Linked DNA regions of Homo sapiens: region 1 is linked to region 2. The links are chromatin loops, found by intact Hi-C in ENCODE. Cell type or tissue: heart left ventricle. All regions are shown on one strand.

Evidence for each region. A loop is a pair of places that touch in the nucleus more often than their neighbours do. Peaks named below come from ENCODE experiments on the same cell type or tissue, not always from the same donor. Only the 100,000 strongest peaks of a DNase experiment are listed, where the experiment ranks them.
Region 1: it touches region 2 in a loop (2.4-fold over the local background); 7 of 110 quality-filtered maps call a loop at or near these places.

Annotation. Positions count from the first base shown.
Region 1 is chr6:122,048,660-122,056,659 of GRCh38, reverse strand. It overlaps a transcript of LOC105377979 not described here. Among named protein-coding and RNA genes, the nearest start is that of HSF2, 350 kb to the left of the region's middle. In heart left ventricle, no CTCF peak of the experiment used is centred here; no DNase peak of the experiment used is centred here; H3K4me3 peaks cover 555 bases.
Region 2 is chr6:122,123,013-122,131,012 of GRCh38, reverse strand. No RefSeq gene overlaps it. Among named protein-coding and RNA genes, the nearest start is that of HSF2, 270 kb to the left of the region's middle. In heart left ventricle, no CTCF peak of the experiment used is centred here; no DNase peak of the experiment used is centred here; H3K4me3 peaks cover 682 bases; H3K27ac peaks cover 4,732 bases.

The DNA.
Region 1 (8,000 bases), 74 kb after region 2:
TCTTACTATAGACTCTACATGTCAAATATAAACGGGTCCAGTTAGACATGTGAGTCTCCCTGTTTCTTCCTAGTTCTTAATAGTGTCCTCATTTCATTGTCTTGGTTAATAGTATTGGTTGAACCCTCAGCTTCTTTCAGAAATGCCAGAGGTCTCACCTATAGAGAAATTCAAGATGTTTATCTCAAGATTTTTTCTGGTTTTCTAGGAATCCCTCTCCTAGCCTGCCTCTTACTTTTACATTTCCCAAAGCAGTCTTGTCATTATTTGGCCAGCCGAGGATTGGATTCGCTCTAATAAACCGAAAATTTCTCTCACTGTCCACGCCTAGCAAAGACACCCAGTAAGAATGACAACCTGCACATGCTTGGAATTGATTCTAATGCATGTGTGGAACTGAAGATTACATTAGCATCCTACTTTTTTCCCTTGGGAAACACTGATTGACTACCAAAGCATCACCACCAAACTAGGGCAGTGTTGGGGTTACTCCCAGAGCAACAGAGTCCACTTGCTATTTTAGCCCCAGATTAGTGGTTACTTTAATATTTCACTTGCACTGGCATTGGTGAGGAAAGCCAGATTATCATCAGCTGGAGAGAAAAAAATGAATAGAGAAGCAAATACAAATATTATTGACTATTTTTCACAGCTATGAAGCTGTGTAAGAACAGAGGGAGATGAAAACACAAGTGTAAGACTTGACTTTCAAATGGCATTTAGTTTACTTTCCAGATACCACACTCTTTGAAATTCATTCTTGTTTTTTTACTGTTGTTGTTTGCTGCAGACTGCTTTCCTATCATGAGCCTAAACTGTCCTTTCTGAGTGGTGTGTTTCACGATGGTTTCTCCCTGTTCTTGTTATTGAAAAGGGCACGGGGTTTCTAACTCAGAGTAAAGTAGTGATAATGCAGGCAGGTGTTCCTCAGATGCTATCAGGTTAATACCATCTTCCCTAAACAGTTACGTCAGACAGATTCCGAGAACTGGGAAAGTGGGAAAGGTGCGGGGCAGGGTAGGCACCGGAATAGGGAGGGAAATAAACTATGATTTCATTCAGTCTATCCAAAATGTCATGAGGTAAAACTTAAAGGAAGCAGTAAAATCAGAAAGAATTTCAGTCTAAGGCTTTTATTTATCAAATGTGAAAGAGAAAAAAGGTTCTGTTTAAAAACAAAGGTCTTTGGTTGATAGTTAACCCAAACAGGCAGCCTAAATATGGGAAAATTGCCCTTTTGGTTCATGGTGGTATCTTGATGGAGTAGTCCTGCCTTTCTCCCCCCTGCCTTGCTGCCAGCACACTCCATTGGCTGCTGTGCCCTGGCATGTTGGAGGGTCAGGGATGCAAGTGGCAGTGACAGCTTATTTCTCTCGGCCACAACATGGTGAAGGAGATGAAATGTTATCATGACAGCCCATAACCCACTTTTTATGAGGCTGGACCTGTTCTGAAATATTTAAACACTGCTATTTTGAACACAGAACCGTTTACGAATGATTAATAACAACATCTAGGCCCCTGCATCTGCCTCTAGAAAGAGGCAGAACCAGCTTTTTTGACTGTCACTGATAAATCGCCCTCTCTGCATCTCTCCAGTGGGAGCTGAAAACACTGCATCACAGGTCCCCATGTTCGATGCGGAGCTCAGAAAGAGTGCCCACACCTGGTTCTGCCTGGAGGAGGAACTGGCATGACTCACAATCAGCTTCGTGAAGGAGTGGGATTGCTAATGTCCTTGTAGCACTGGGCCAGAAGGAATTGGTCCTTAACTAGAAGTAGAACTGGTCAATTAAGGCTTGGCCAGGAAAAGAACAAGGAGGAAGATGAAGTGTTGGGGGAAGATTCTGAAAATCAGTGCTACACAACAGGACCGCCTCCGTGCTTCTGACTTTCCCTCCTCTCCATCCTGTGACTGAAGAGCTAAACATCTAAGATCTGTGCTCTGCCAGAAGCCAAGTGACATAGAATAGCACAAAGGCTCAACCTTGGACCCTGGAGCCTCTCCAAATCTCCCCGCCATCACATCCTGACCAATTAATTGAAGCAAGTCCCTTCATGTTCCTGAACCTTAGTTCTTTGACCCACAAAATGGGATAACTTGATAGAATTTTTGAGACAATCAAATGACATATTACTTACAAAAATGATTCATATTCCAAAAAAAATTGACAACATATAACTATACTATTAATAATAACATTTTAGGATTCACATTGATTAGAATAATGTATTTGACAAAAGTACTTTGAGGATATATCTGATGAGTCCCCAGAAGAATGCTACCACATTGCCTTTCTGTGACTTGGGACCTGGGAGATTTGGGGACATTAGACAAGATAAAGAATAATTCTCTTTCTACCTGATTGGGCCCATAGGATATAAATATAAAGGCACTTCCCCTAAATTGCAGCTGATAGGTACTGGGCAGAGAAGCTGGTTTTATTTTAGATTTATGTAGTACAATAACAATATTACAACTGAAGTACCAAAAGTTTTGAACATGAAATGTTTATGCCTATGAAATACTTAATGATCTTTCCTGCACAAGATGGAAAGGCTATCGGCTTAGAGGAAAATAACAAAATGTCCAAAAAGGAATGTGTGAAATATCTTTTGCAGGTGCACAGTTCAGGATGCTTTCTGTCATTCATCCAAATACTTTCTTCACTGAGAGATACTGAAGAAAAATAAACGACAGTGAGATTCACAGTCACAGTTTCCTCACATCACCCCGACTCGGGATGAAGAACTTGAACTTTTGTCTGTTAAAGTTACAAACTAAGAAAATAGTACAGGAGCTTTTCTAAAGGTAAAACTGGCTCTCCTTTCTTGCAGGACTTCTTGAACAGGCCCCAGACTCAGAGACATAGTCCTGCAGCCCCAAAGTCTTATCATTGTTTTTTACTCAAATGGTTTTAGTATTATTTAGGGTCTAATATTATCAATACTCTCATTTCCTATAGATTATACTTTTCTCAAGGTGCCCTGGAAACATTAGCTAAGCTCTTTTTTTCAGTGTTTTCCTTTGCCCTGAAAAAAATTAATCTGACCTACTCAAGATTGACCCATCAACCGGTTCACCTCTAGGGCTGGGAGGGTAGGGTGGCACTGTGAACACAGAAGCCTGTCAGGGTAAACTCAGCTGTTGGAGCAAGCAAGCCACCTTTGTCTTTGTGCCTCCCCTCTGTCTTTCCAGAATGTTTCTCCCACATCTTCCAAACACCGTAGCCCTATTACTCTGGCTATCCACTCCCTCCTGCCCCGCAGCCCCACCTCTGGACTTGCATTTCTCCTCCCCTCAAATGCTACCCAGACTGTCTTCAACCGCCCCAGACTCTCCCACTCTTTAGCTTGAAAAGCCAATCATTCCCTGAGCTTTTTGCTCTTGGGCAAGGGAAATGTGAGGTGAAAAATCCCTAATGTGTAGGAATAAGTGTTACTTAGAAGAATTCCAGGCAACCTTATTGAAGGGCGAGGAAGGTGGTCATTTGAGTCCTTGGAATGCCAGTGCTCGGGTCACTGTGGAAGTCAGGATGGTCCTGTAGAGCAGGGAATTGGAGGTGGGTGGCGCAAGTTGTTGTTGAATTGTGTATGTTCTGACCTCTGCCACCCAGGCCAATTTTAAAAGGAACTCTTCCTGGTGTAAAGTCTAAAAATGAGGGAGAAAAAAATCAGATTTTATTCTAAATTTAAGCTCCTATTTCTAGTCTTAGCTCACGTATGATGCGAGCAGTAGTGGCTCACATCGCATCCCAGTGGCTCACCCCTACACAGAGGCCAAAGCTCCAGAAGGTTGGCAAAATTGGCAGTTTCCAAAGACGGTCTCCTGACTAGCAGCATCAGTCTCACCCGAGGACTTGAGAGAGGTGTAAGTTCTTGGGCCTTACTCTGGGGCTCCTGAGTCAGAGCCTCTGGGGATGGGGCTTAGCAATCTGTGTTTTAACAAGGCCTCCAGGTTAGTCTGAGGCACCCTCAAGTTGAGAACCACTGTGCAAAAGGTACAGCTCTGCCCTTGCTTAAGAAGATTTGATTAAAATCACAGCTGCACTACCATTTATAGGCCAAATTGTTTCAGAAAGATTTTAAGGGAGCTGTCTTTCAACTCCCTGTGTGACCTTAAGCTGTTCACATAAACAATCTGCAGCTCTTCAGTTAGCTATAAAATGGAAATTGTGACATCACACTCGAAGCTGTTAGGAAATATGAAGTAGTATACCTGAAAAGTAGAGGAAATATGAAGTAATAAGTATGAAAGTATATTTAAAATCATAAAGCAGTATGAAAATAACAGAGACATAATTATCTTCCATCTCTCTTTTTATTTCTTTTCTTCCTTTTATCCTTTCCCCGTCCCTTTTCCTTCCTCTCTCTATCCTTTCACTCCAGCTTTTCTTCCTGCCCTTCTTCCTTACTTCTGTGTGACATATGTTATCTATAGTTCCTGGGTTTTAAATTAACCCTAAGTTCTTTAATATTGAATAAATTTACACCCCACTCTATTAAACATTGTATTTGTTTAAAAAGTCCAAATGCTTTATTTAGTGCTTGAGATACTTTTGTATCTATGAGCCTGACCATAAATGAATCAGAAATATTTGAATTTTATTTCTCTATTATCTTTTACACAAAACATGGTTTTAAAATTAAGGGAAAAATTCCTTGGCAAAATGAATTTCAGATTTGGGAAAAAAATGTTGGATGTTCCAAACCCAAACACTGCTGAGCTTTTATCCCTGTTGATGTGAAATATTTAGTGCCTTACCAATTTCAGGATACATATGATCTGAGTGAATATCTGTTAACTGCTTTCTTTTGTTTATGAAATAGGCAATGCCTGTTTAAGACCTTAAAATTTCACTATGTCCAACCTAAAAGGATAAACAAACACCAGTGATAAATGAATCCCAGAAATAATTTTGTTTGTCTATATGTAAACGAAACACTGCAATTTTGCATGTGAGTTCTTACTTATAGTTTTTCTTTCAGAAAGACATTGTAATATAGTGGAAATAATATGTAGCTTGGAATTTAATAGGCCTATATCTGAATAATGGCCATGCCATTTACTAGCTTGAGGGCAAAATATTTTACCTGGATGATCACTGTTTTCTGATAAATAATAAGAATGGTGATATGATGCTATAAATCTGTAGAAAACATCAAATCAAAAGATATGATAAAATTCACTCCTTCTCTTGAGTAAACAAAATAGACATAGGTTCAGACATAATCTCAATACATTTCAGACCAGAGGAATCACACACATGAAATACTATTCCTATGAAGCATTATTATTTATGGATTAGTTTTGATTCCTAATAACACAAAAAATGCTAATAGAAAAATGAAAATGATGAGAAATTGGGATTGGAGTCTATAAAGTTTCCAGAAATGTATTACTCTGAATAAACAAATTATTTGGTAGAGTACAGACACCACTCATGTTCATTTCATGAATAAACCAAAATGGCCAATTGGAATATTGCTTCCCCAATTAGTTTACACGCTAAATTATTGCATATATAGAAAGAAAATGTTCAGTTTTAAAATATATAAAGCAATAAAAACCAGTCCTAAGTAATATCATCAAATTATATTGACATTGAATGCTCCATTAAACTGAGTTAAAGAGCTGTATCCAGTCATATGAAAGAGATTTTCATTTTTAATTGTTAACAAGTGCGTCTTACCATGGCAAAGCCGTCTTGCTCATGGTTAATTGGCTCAAGTCTTGCTTGAGAAATGAAGGTAGAACACATTGCTAATCCTATTGCTTATCCCTAGCCTACCATTAAAGTCTTCCTCCCTACCTCTTTTTCCTGGGTTTTCTGGCGTTTCAACTTCTCCACTATCTTCACCATTTGGAATCCTCCGTTATTATTGAAAAGAGTCCTCCAAGAAATTCTTATTACCCCTTTGCCCCCTTAAATTGGTGCAGAATCTCTGTGGTCTTTGAATCCCCATAAACTTTATAAATTATGCTTTCCTCTATTTTATTTTGTAACTACTTGTGCCTGCTGCCCTGTGAGCCCTCTGGGTATGTCCTTGGTACCTGCAGTGTCTAGAACACAGTGTAGCACAGTATCTGCCACAGTGAAGTGTGCAGAGTGAAGTTGTTCTAGCAGAGTTGAGAGGTATAGTGGGCAGTATGGCAGAGGTTGGGATAATTTCTAGAGCAGAAGTCAAGTTCAGCTTACATGCTTGACTGAGTAAGCCACTTGTCTATAAAGATAAAGCCACACATGCAAGCAATTTGCTTCATCACAGATCTGTTTCATTTGTCCCATGTATATTCATGCAAAACCTATGCACTTCCTCTCATTGTAAAAAAATTAGGGCCAAATATACACTGGCCCAAGAAATATATCTTTCATGTGATTCTTTTGTGGAATGGACATATTGACACTGATAAATTATAAAAATGGCGACTGGTAAGATATAAACCATGACACACAGCATATTTTAAATGGTGAGCTAGAACAATACCATTTTTAAAATGTGTAAATTGATTTTTATTTTAGGGATGTTTTGGACTCTTACACTTGTGAGACAACCTGAGAATGCAATGTTTAATTAATTTATTAGTCTACTTTTTAAAATAATATACCTGAAAAAATCACAAAGAAGATGAATAGTAAATTATTTTCAAGTATGAACTGAATAACACCTCGCTGTTATTTCAATATAACAGATACATAAAATGTCTTTTGAAGAATAATGGTCTTCACAGAACACGTAGTTGATTCCAAGTGATTTCAATTTATTATCTGAATACCTAACTTTTAGTTGTTTTTAACCATGAAAGTATAAATGAAATTCTTAACTAATGGCTGCAAATTCCTCAAAAACATCATAAGTGGAATTCCCCAAAATGATGCAAGTGTGTAATTCAGTATTATTTCTTAACCACTTATGAAGGCAACCAAATAAAAAAAGAAAGAAAAACTTTTAAAAAGTTCCTGTTTCTTATGTAAGTCATAATTTAATTTCCTATATTTATTTGACTCAAAAGTAACGAGACTAATGTACACCCACATTAAAAACAATTCTTGCCCTGTGGTCCTCGCTCAGGAGTGCTGCATTTGCTCTGCGGGTGCCGCTGGCAGTGTTTCCAGAGGCTGCTGTAGTCAGCGTGAGGGGGCTATGTCATGACTTGCTCCGTTTGAGAGGAAAGAAAGGAGCAGAGTTGCTCAAACAGCAATGGGGCAAGGAACAAAAGTAATAGAAATCATTTTTCAGTATAACACATACACTGAATTGCTTCTTTTTATTATTTGTATAATATAGTTTACATGATTTTTTGGTTTTATTTTGCTTTTCCCCAAGATTATCAGAAAAATATCGCAGTAGCCTTCAAGTGTATTTAATCAGCTCTGCAAAGGAAAACTCAGATTCATGGGAGGAAAAGAAGTGAAAAAAATTAGTTAACCTTTCATACAGTCTCAAAACAAATCACAACGAAGATGAATAGGAAATTATTTTCAAGTATCAATAAAGTTTAGAAAATGAAACTCCCAGGAAATCATCTTAAAATTTTTTCCTTTTCCTTTTTAAATTTTTTGTCTTATTTCCTACATTCGCTTGTCCTAAAGATGAAAGCATTATGATAATTAACTCCAGGAAGATACTTATATTATGGAGTTTTAGATGAGATACCCTTTTAAAAAGGTCTAGAAGAGAGAAAATTCTTTGTACAGTAAAAGGGAGAGTTGCGATCTTTTTTTTTTAATGTTACTGAAATATGGTTTGTTGCTGAGAGATTTATGAGAGGGAATAAGAGATCAAAAATTCCTTCTGAAAGTTTGAGGTTCAGTAAACACCAAACCACTACTTTCCAAACAAGTTTCTATTTTTAAAATGTCCTGAAGATTATAGAGTGAAATTTAATCTATGTTTGAATCATTGTCTTCTGTATCAGCAAAACATTACTTTACAAAGCTACAGCATGTCCTTGAGGCAATCTGAGTTGCATTATGGGGGAAGGAGAATGGATGGAA
Region 2 (8,000 bases):
AGTACATAGAGTATACTTCACTGGCTTTCATATATTAAATAGAGCTAGGAGTCTTCAATTTTCAATCAATATTTAGTAGTGCAGACATTCTGTAATCTTGACAGAAGCAAAATAATTTAAAAAGTTTTAAAGAAACTTAAAAGTTTTATTGAATGCTAATAAAATACTCTTTTGAAATACATGTTGCTTAGATCTTCTTGGTTCATTTTTCTTATTTGGCAAAAGAAGACAATTGGATTATATGATCTTCAAGATCCTGCCAAGAGCAATATTATTTTCAGCATTATGAAAAAACACTTGCAACTTTTCCAGCTTTTAGTAGCTTCTTTCCTTTTTTGTTTTTGTCACTCTAGCTCCAGACAATTTTTACAGTATAAAATATTAATATAACCATGGTTGATGGCTTCCAATATGCTTATAAGTTTATACATCTTCCTGTTTAATGGCATCGGTTTCGTTCAACAGTGTTGGAAATTTGGGAGGAGGAGGTTATAAAACCAAGTCTCATTAGTTATTCTAGAGTCTGCTTCATATTAGTCTGTGATTTTTTAGGTGTTCATGCTTATCTCTTTCTGAAGTGGATGGAAATTATATTCTCTTACTTGTACCTACAAAACATATCACCTCCCAGCAAAAGACATGTTATTGATATCTTGCTGACAGGAAGAATGGTTTGTGTTGACGATAACCACTTCCTGTACCCTGATCCGACCATTTATCCTTTGGGTGCCACCTCTCATGGCTTCTATAGGCTTGCTGGGCACATTTAAAAATGGCCATTCTGTCAACCTTTTTATGTGGTGAGGACATCCAGACTGCTACACTTACCAAATACAGAAAATGGCACTGGCAATAGCACAAAAGTCACCTCTGTTCTGACTCAGCTGTGGCCAATGACACAAGCTAAAAACACGTGAGAAAACTGCTGCTTGTCTTGGGAAGATACACACATTCTAAAGAAAGAAAGCTATTTTGGAAATTCTGGATGTGACAATCTTTCTTGTTCACACTCAGTAAACACATTAGTTGAATTCCTCTGATTGTCAATTAGCAATGGTTTTGCCAAGAATACTGGTATTGATGCTGTTTTTAGCACTGAAAAATCCTGTGGGAGAAATGAGGAATTTAACACATTGTAGGTGTTAAGATTCCTGGGTGTCTGACAGTATCCCTGGAACCATTATCATTAATTAACTTTTCAATCAGAAAGGCAAACTACTTTGCTGTTAGGCTTCCAGATGAGGTTTTTTGAAAAAACAGTAAGATAATAAAGGCTTGGATTGCTCCTACTTCCTGAGGCAAGTCACATCTCATATTATTCAGAACTTGGACTGAAGAGCTCATAGGGCAAGTGAGGCCAAGGTCAGGAGTCTTCAGACATCTTGGGCCAAGTGCCATTCTAGAAGAAATGATTCTCTTCCTCAGTCACCATCTATCTATGCCCCCAGGTTTGACTCGCTCTTTTCCCAAGGAGTGCTGTTCATTCCTGACACAAGGGAGACCAGAAAAGAGATCATGAATGACAGTGAAAACCTTTATGACACTGACATAAAGCAGAGAGTTAGACTGAATATGAGTTGGTAGCTTTTCCTTTGTATCTGTGTAAGTTGAATCATACAAAATTGTCATTTTGGTGATTCAAAAGTGTAAAACAAAAGCAAGTTCATATGATTCAAGCTTACATTTTTTTCTCACTATAAGAAAGAGGATTTAAAGAATTGTATTAGGTTAGCGAATCTGATTTCTTTCATGCAAATACAGCTCCTCGAGGTAAATGATCAGAGCTATAATATTTTAAATATAGAACAATCTAAAATAAAACTTTAAAGAAACAAGATGACAATATTTAATAAATAAACCATTTATTACTTAAGCCTAGTAAATTATAGGAATGATGTGTGGTTATTATGAGCTCCTGGAGCCACAGTGCAAGTGTTCATATTGTAGCTCTGATATTTTTTCTTCACCTTAAATAGGTTACTTACTCAGTGACTCCATTTTCTCACTATTAAATTGGGAATAATAATTGTGCCCATTACCTAAGGTTGTTGTGAGGATTAAATGAGTTAGCCAAATCAAATGTTTAGGATGGTGCTGAATAAATATTAGCCACTATAAATATTGTTACTTATAATTACCAATCTTTGAACGATCTAATGGAAGAAAACTAATTAGATGTGCAGACACCTGTCTTTTGAAATAGATTTTCAATCCTGAGCAACTGATCTTAGAGCCCAGTACTATATTTTTAAGTGTCTGTGTTAGGCAAAGCTCATGTGAATGTTAGGTGATAACATTGTCAATGATGACTGAAGCATTTCACATGATGAACTTTAGGAGAAGAGCCAGGAACTCCAGTGAGCTCTAAAGATAGATCAGCCTGCACAGAATTCATCTTGTGCTGGTTTATGGGTCAGGAGTGTAATAACACCACAGTAAGCCTCTTAAAGGATAAGTAGATTGGATGAGGACAACATTATTTACTTTCTTGGTCACGATGCTCTAGCTCCTATCAAATCTTCTGTGTCTGAAATTTTGTCACACTGATTCCTGTCACCAGGAGTTGATCAGGGTCAACTCTCTCTTGTACTCTGCAGTGAGGGACAGGAATTCTGCAAGGCTCAAGAAGTGTGTATCAACCAAGTTTTCACTTGTGCAGGGTGAGAGATAAGTTCTCAATATCGCACTAAGGGATGAAATACATGAGATGGTGTTCATGGTCAGATGGCTACCAAAAATACAAGAAGGCAGAATCCCAAACCAAGGAGAATTTTCAGGGCACTGGGCCACTACCATTCCCTTGAATGATGGATTCCCTGAAAACTGTGGAGGTCATGGACAGATGGCTACAATCTCTAGAAAAATGGACCCCTTTCGTACATCATTTAGCAGTGGACCTGAAGCAAAAAGTCTCTAGTAATTGCTCTACACTGATGATGTGAGGAAAAATAGGTCATTGTGCAAAAATTCTTAACCTCCCTGATTCTTACTCTGTCAAATGTGTTTGTTCTGACAATTCTGTGACCTTGTTTAACTATCCAACTACTCCTAGTTAAAGTAACATTGCTGGAAAAGAAATACACAACTCAGCTAACTAGTTTCACTTTAATTTCACAATATTTCTTAATTGACTACTCAACACTGCCTACAATCCTGACATCTCCCTGAAGGATTCCCTTTTCCCCTCTCCAACGTGAAAATTTGATGCCTCTGTCTGTCTCTCCTCCTCTCTTCCATTCATCAGCTATCTCGCAAAGAACACTGAGGTGTGTCTCACAAAGAACACTGAGGCCCTCTGTTAGGAATACTCTCCTTCCACCGGCAAACCAGAAACCCGTGTCTGTGCCCATACACTCTGCCCTTCCTGCAACTCCTTTGCTTATTCTTCTTCCATTCTCAAGGGCTTAGCTCACACAGTTCAGCCCAGTCCTCCAACATCACCAATGTATTCCTCTCTATTGATTTTTCACCACCAAAATTACATTTTTAAAAAAACCAAAAAACCCTCTCTTGACCATCATATCTACAATCTACTAATAAATTTCTTTCCATTCTTTTACAAAAAAACCTATTGAAAAAGTTGTTTCTGTTTTCTGTCTCTGCTTTTTCTTCTCAACCCACTCCAAGAAGACTCTCTCTCCTCTTTAACTCCCTTCTAAATCTGCACTTGTAAAGGTCAACAATGATGTTCATATAGCCAAATTCAATGGTACTTGCCCACTTAGTTACAATTAACAGCAAAGACCACTGTTTTCATCTCCACACACTCCTTGTTATTTGGTGAGGTGTCACCTTCTCTTCTCCATCCATATTCAGTCTCCAGGTAATACTAGTCATGGCTTTATATGCTGGTAAATCCCATATTTATAGCCTTCGTCCTCCACTGCTCCTCAGATCTCTGGACTCATATATCCAATTGCAGACTTGGCATGCACACTTGGCGTATCAAAGTTTAAATGTCCTAAATGTTGCTATTAATATATCTTTTCTCCTTCCCAGACATCTGTTCCTCCCCCATCCTAGTAGGTGCCTCAAATTCATCCAGTTTGCACAGGCCGAAATTATATATCATCATTAATTTCTTTTTTTCTCTCTCAGTTCTCAAATCTAATTCACCAGCAAATACTCTAAAGTGTGTTCTTCTTTATTTTCTGAAGGAATTTGCATAAGATTAGTGATATTTATTCCTAAATGTTTTATAGACTTTACCAGTGAAACTATTTGGACTTTTCTTTGTGGAAGATTTTCGATAACAATTTCAATTTACTTTAGAGAGTCATTTAAAATTTCTGTTTGATCTCTCATCAGTCTTGGCAAGGAGGCTTCATGAGGTTTGTCAACTTTGTCAGCATAAAGTTGTTTATACTATTTATTTCTTTATAGTCTGGAGAATCTTTGATGAATTCCTTTCATTCTTGATTTTGGTAATTTATGTTTTCTTTCCTTTTTTGTTGATAAATCTAGCAATGGGCTTATCAATTTTGTTGTCTTCTATAAAGAACTACCTTTTTGCCTTATTAAATTTCTCTATTGTTTGTTTTCCTTTGTCTATGATATTTAACAAGCTAAAAATATAGTTCATTGCTGGGAAATCAACTAGGAATATGGCACATAAAAGATGTTTGAACTCTTAAAAATGTAGCACTTTTGAGCAAAGGAGAAATGTGACATATTTTGCTGCCTTGTGAAGATTTCTGGTAGCTTAAGTCTCTTTCTTATTATTTTTCTCCATTATTTTTAGGGCATTTTCCCTTCCTCTTCTCCCTTTCTGAGACAGATAACTACAGATGTCCCCTGTCTTAGAAACAGTTCTTCAATCCCCATGTCACAGGGCATTACTGACTGAGGAGATCCTGAAGGTGATGGCGTAACTTGTTCCAAATATTTTTCACCAAGAAGGCATTTTGGTCTCAGGATCTATTTTCACTTTGGACAATATGGAAAACCTCAAAGAGTTTTTTGTTTTGTAGATTATACCTATGACTATCTATGATTATTAAAAATGAAAACAAACTTTGTAAATATTTATTTTAAAATAATAACAAATCTATTATGCATAGCAAAGTTATATATTTTATATGAAATAACTATTTCATATAAATATTAAAAATATAATAACTATTATTGAGAAGTTTCATTGCTTTACATTTTTGTATATCTCTTGTTATCTGGCTTTACAGAAGACAAGTAAATTCTCATTTCTGCTTTTGCATTCAGTCTGTTGAAATATATTTTTTTGATTGGAGTATATTAAGAAAATGTAGCCTTACACAATATGTAGTTGGAGGCCGGGCATGGTGGCTCATAGCTGTAATCCCAGTACTTTGGGATGCCAAAGTGGGAGGATCACTTGAGGCCAGAGGTTTGAGACCTGACTGGGCAACATAGTGAGACCTCATCTCTACAAAAAATTCTAAAAAATTAGCTGGGCATGGAGATGCTTGCCTATAATATCAACTAGTAAGAAAGCTAAGGTTAGAAGATTGCTTGAGCTCAGGAGTTTGAGGCTACAGTGAGCTATGATTATGCCACTTCACTCCAGCCTGGGTGACAGACTGAGACCCTGCCTCTAAAAAACAAAAACAAACAAAAACAAAAACCCAAGAAATACATAGTTGGAAAAGGTAGGATTAATTTTGATAGCTTCTTTAGATAATTGTGGATATTCTCCTCTGATACTACACTAAAACTCAATGAGTGGTAGTTTTTAAAGAGTAATTACAATGTTGAATCTGAAATCATGTATATAAGCATTTCATATTCTCTTATATTAAAATCCACTGTTCTACCTTGAACTTTGACTAGATATTTTATCAAGAGATTTTTTTTTTTTGGTAAGATCATGCATTGGTCATCTGAAGACTATTAGTCCTCCGAGTTACACAGATCTTCCAAAGATTGACACGTTACGCAACATTTAAAAATCACATTTGTTAATATCATAACTAATATTGACAGATAAGCATTTAAATATTTCACATTTGGAATTATCAAGTTTATGGGAGCAGATAACAAGTTTTTCAAAATTCTAAATTTCATTTGAAAGCTCAAATTCTTTATTATTGGCAACAAAATGTTTGATTTCCTTGAAATGACAAGCTCACTTCATTCATTTTCATCAAAATGTCTCCAAATAACCAAGTCTGAATAATCATTCTTTGTCTGTCAGCAGTTATTTAAAGTAAAAGTAATCCTATGAAAAACATGGCTAGTTCAGCTCACAACTCTTAACAAGCAGACAAGTGCTTTTCCTCAAGACTACCAGTCTACTTTATACTTTGGAATAAAGCTGAAGTGCCTTATGCGTAATCCCATTTTGTCATGCAAAATAGTAAAAAATATGTGTACCCCAGGGTTTAGATTTAATGAAATTAATATGTTCTGCTTTATCATTGATATTCTTCAGTGAAAGTATCCCTTTCTTTCTTACTGCAAGTGTATGATGCCAATTACAATGACCACTGGTACACTACCTTGACTTGTGCTAAGGCTCCAGCAGTTTCACCCATGACTGCTTTTGCACCATCAGTGCAAAGGCCAAGAAGGTGAAAATAGGCAAGTTATAGCTTCATATTTTTATAGAAACGATTTTCTCAAAGTGTCTTAGATGATTCTCAGATTTCTATGGACCACGCTTTAGGAACATCTGGCCTTGATCAATGAGAACAGGTGTGTGTGTGTGTGTGTGTAATGTGTATACATATATATTTATAATGCTTTTTCTTTTTTTTTTTTTGAGACAGAGTCTCTCTCTGTCATCCAGGCTGGAGTGCAGTGGCGTGATCTTGGCTCACTGCAAGCTCCATCTCCCGAGTTCACACCATTCTCCTGCCTCAGCCTCCCAAGTAGCTGGGACTACAGGCACCTGCCACCATGCCCTGCTAATTTTTTGTATTTTTAGTAGAGATGGGGTTTCACTGTGTTAGCCAGGATGGTCTCGATCTCCTGACCTCGTGATCCACCTGCCTCGGCTTCCCAAAGTGCTGGGATTACAGGCGTGAGCCACCGCGGCCGGCCTATAATGCTTTTTCTACTAAAAATTTATTTTTTAATATATGGTATGTTATTTATTGGATATAAACATGGAGGATATAATATGAGCAAGAATAAGGCAATGCAAATATCTGGAGAGAATTTAAGAATCTTTTCTTATCACCTAAATGGTTTAATCACTGTGTAACCAATCTTCTTGTCTACGATTGTTTTACATATGTAATTTTTGTACAGTAAATCCCCAAATGTAAGCTTTTAATGAGCTGTTTTCACTTATTACAATAATGGTAGCTGCCCTCTGTGGAGCCATGATTATATGTCTGGCACTCTGTTTAGTACTTAATATTCATTAATTCATTTGAACCTCAGAGCAATGTTGTGATGTGGGAATTATTATCCCTATCAAATAGTTGCATGCCTGATAACTACTCAACAAAAATGTGTTGAATGTATGAAGTCACTTTGTCTAAGGTTCCTTCCACCTACAATCACCTCTCCTGCCAGCAGCTAGTAAGTGGTAGAACCGAGACTCAAAATCCGCCAGCCTGAAAGCCTAGATGTGTTACAAAATGGTATCAACCATCCCAGTAGAACAAACACATTACATTTGGCTCCTTAACTCAGCTAATTGATTCAGAATGTTACTTTTCTGGCTCTCTGGAGTCAGAGAATGTTAACTGAGTAGTTGCCATCTGAAAAATCCCTTTCTCTGAAAGGGCCCATGGTCAATGTAGCCCAATACTATATTTGTGGTATCATAACACAAAGTAGAAAGTTTTTTCAATAACTACACCAGCTTACCCTCTAACTTCCTTCTCTAATCATCCCAACTGATGATGTAGCTTAAATAGTGACTTATAGTGAGTGCAGCTTGATTATGTAGCTTAATCAGCTGGGATGGTTATAGAAGTAAGTTAGAGGGTGAGCTGGTGGAGTATAATAAGGAATTTTAAAGGATGTGTTTCTGTAGCCAGAAGCACCTTACAAGTGCTTTTTATTAATTTTTC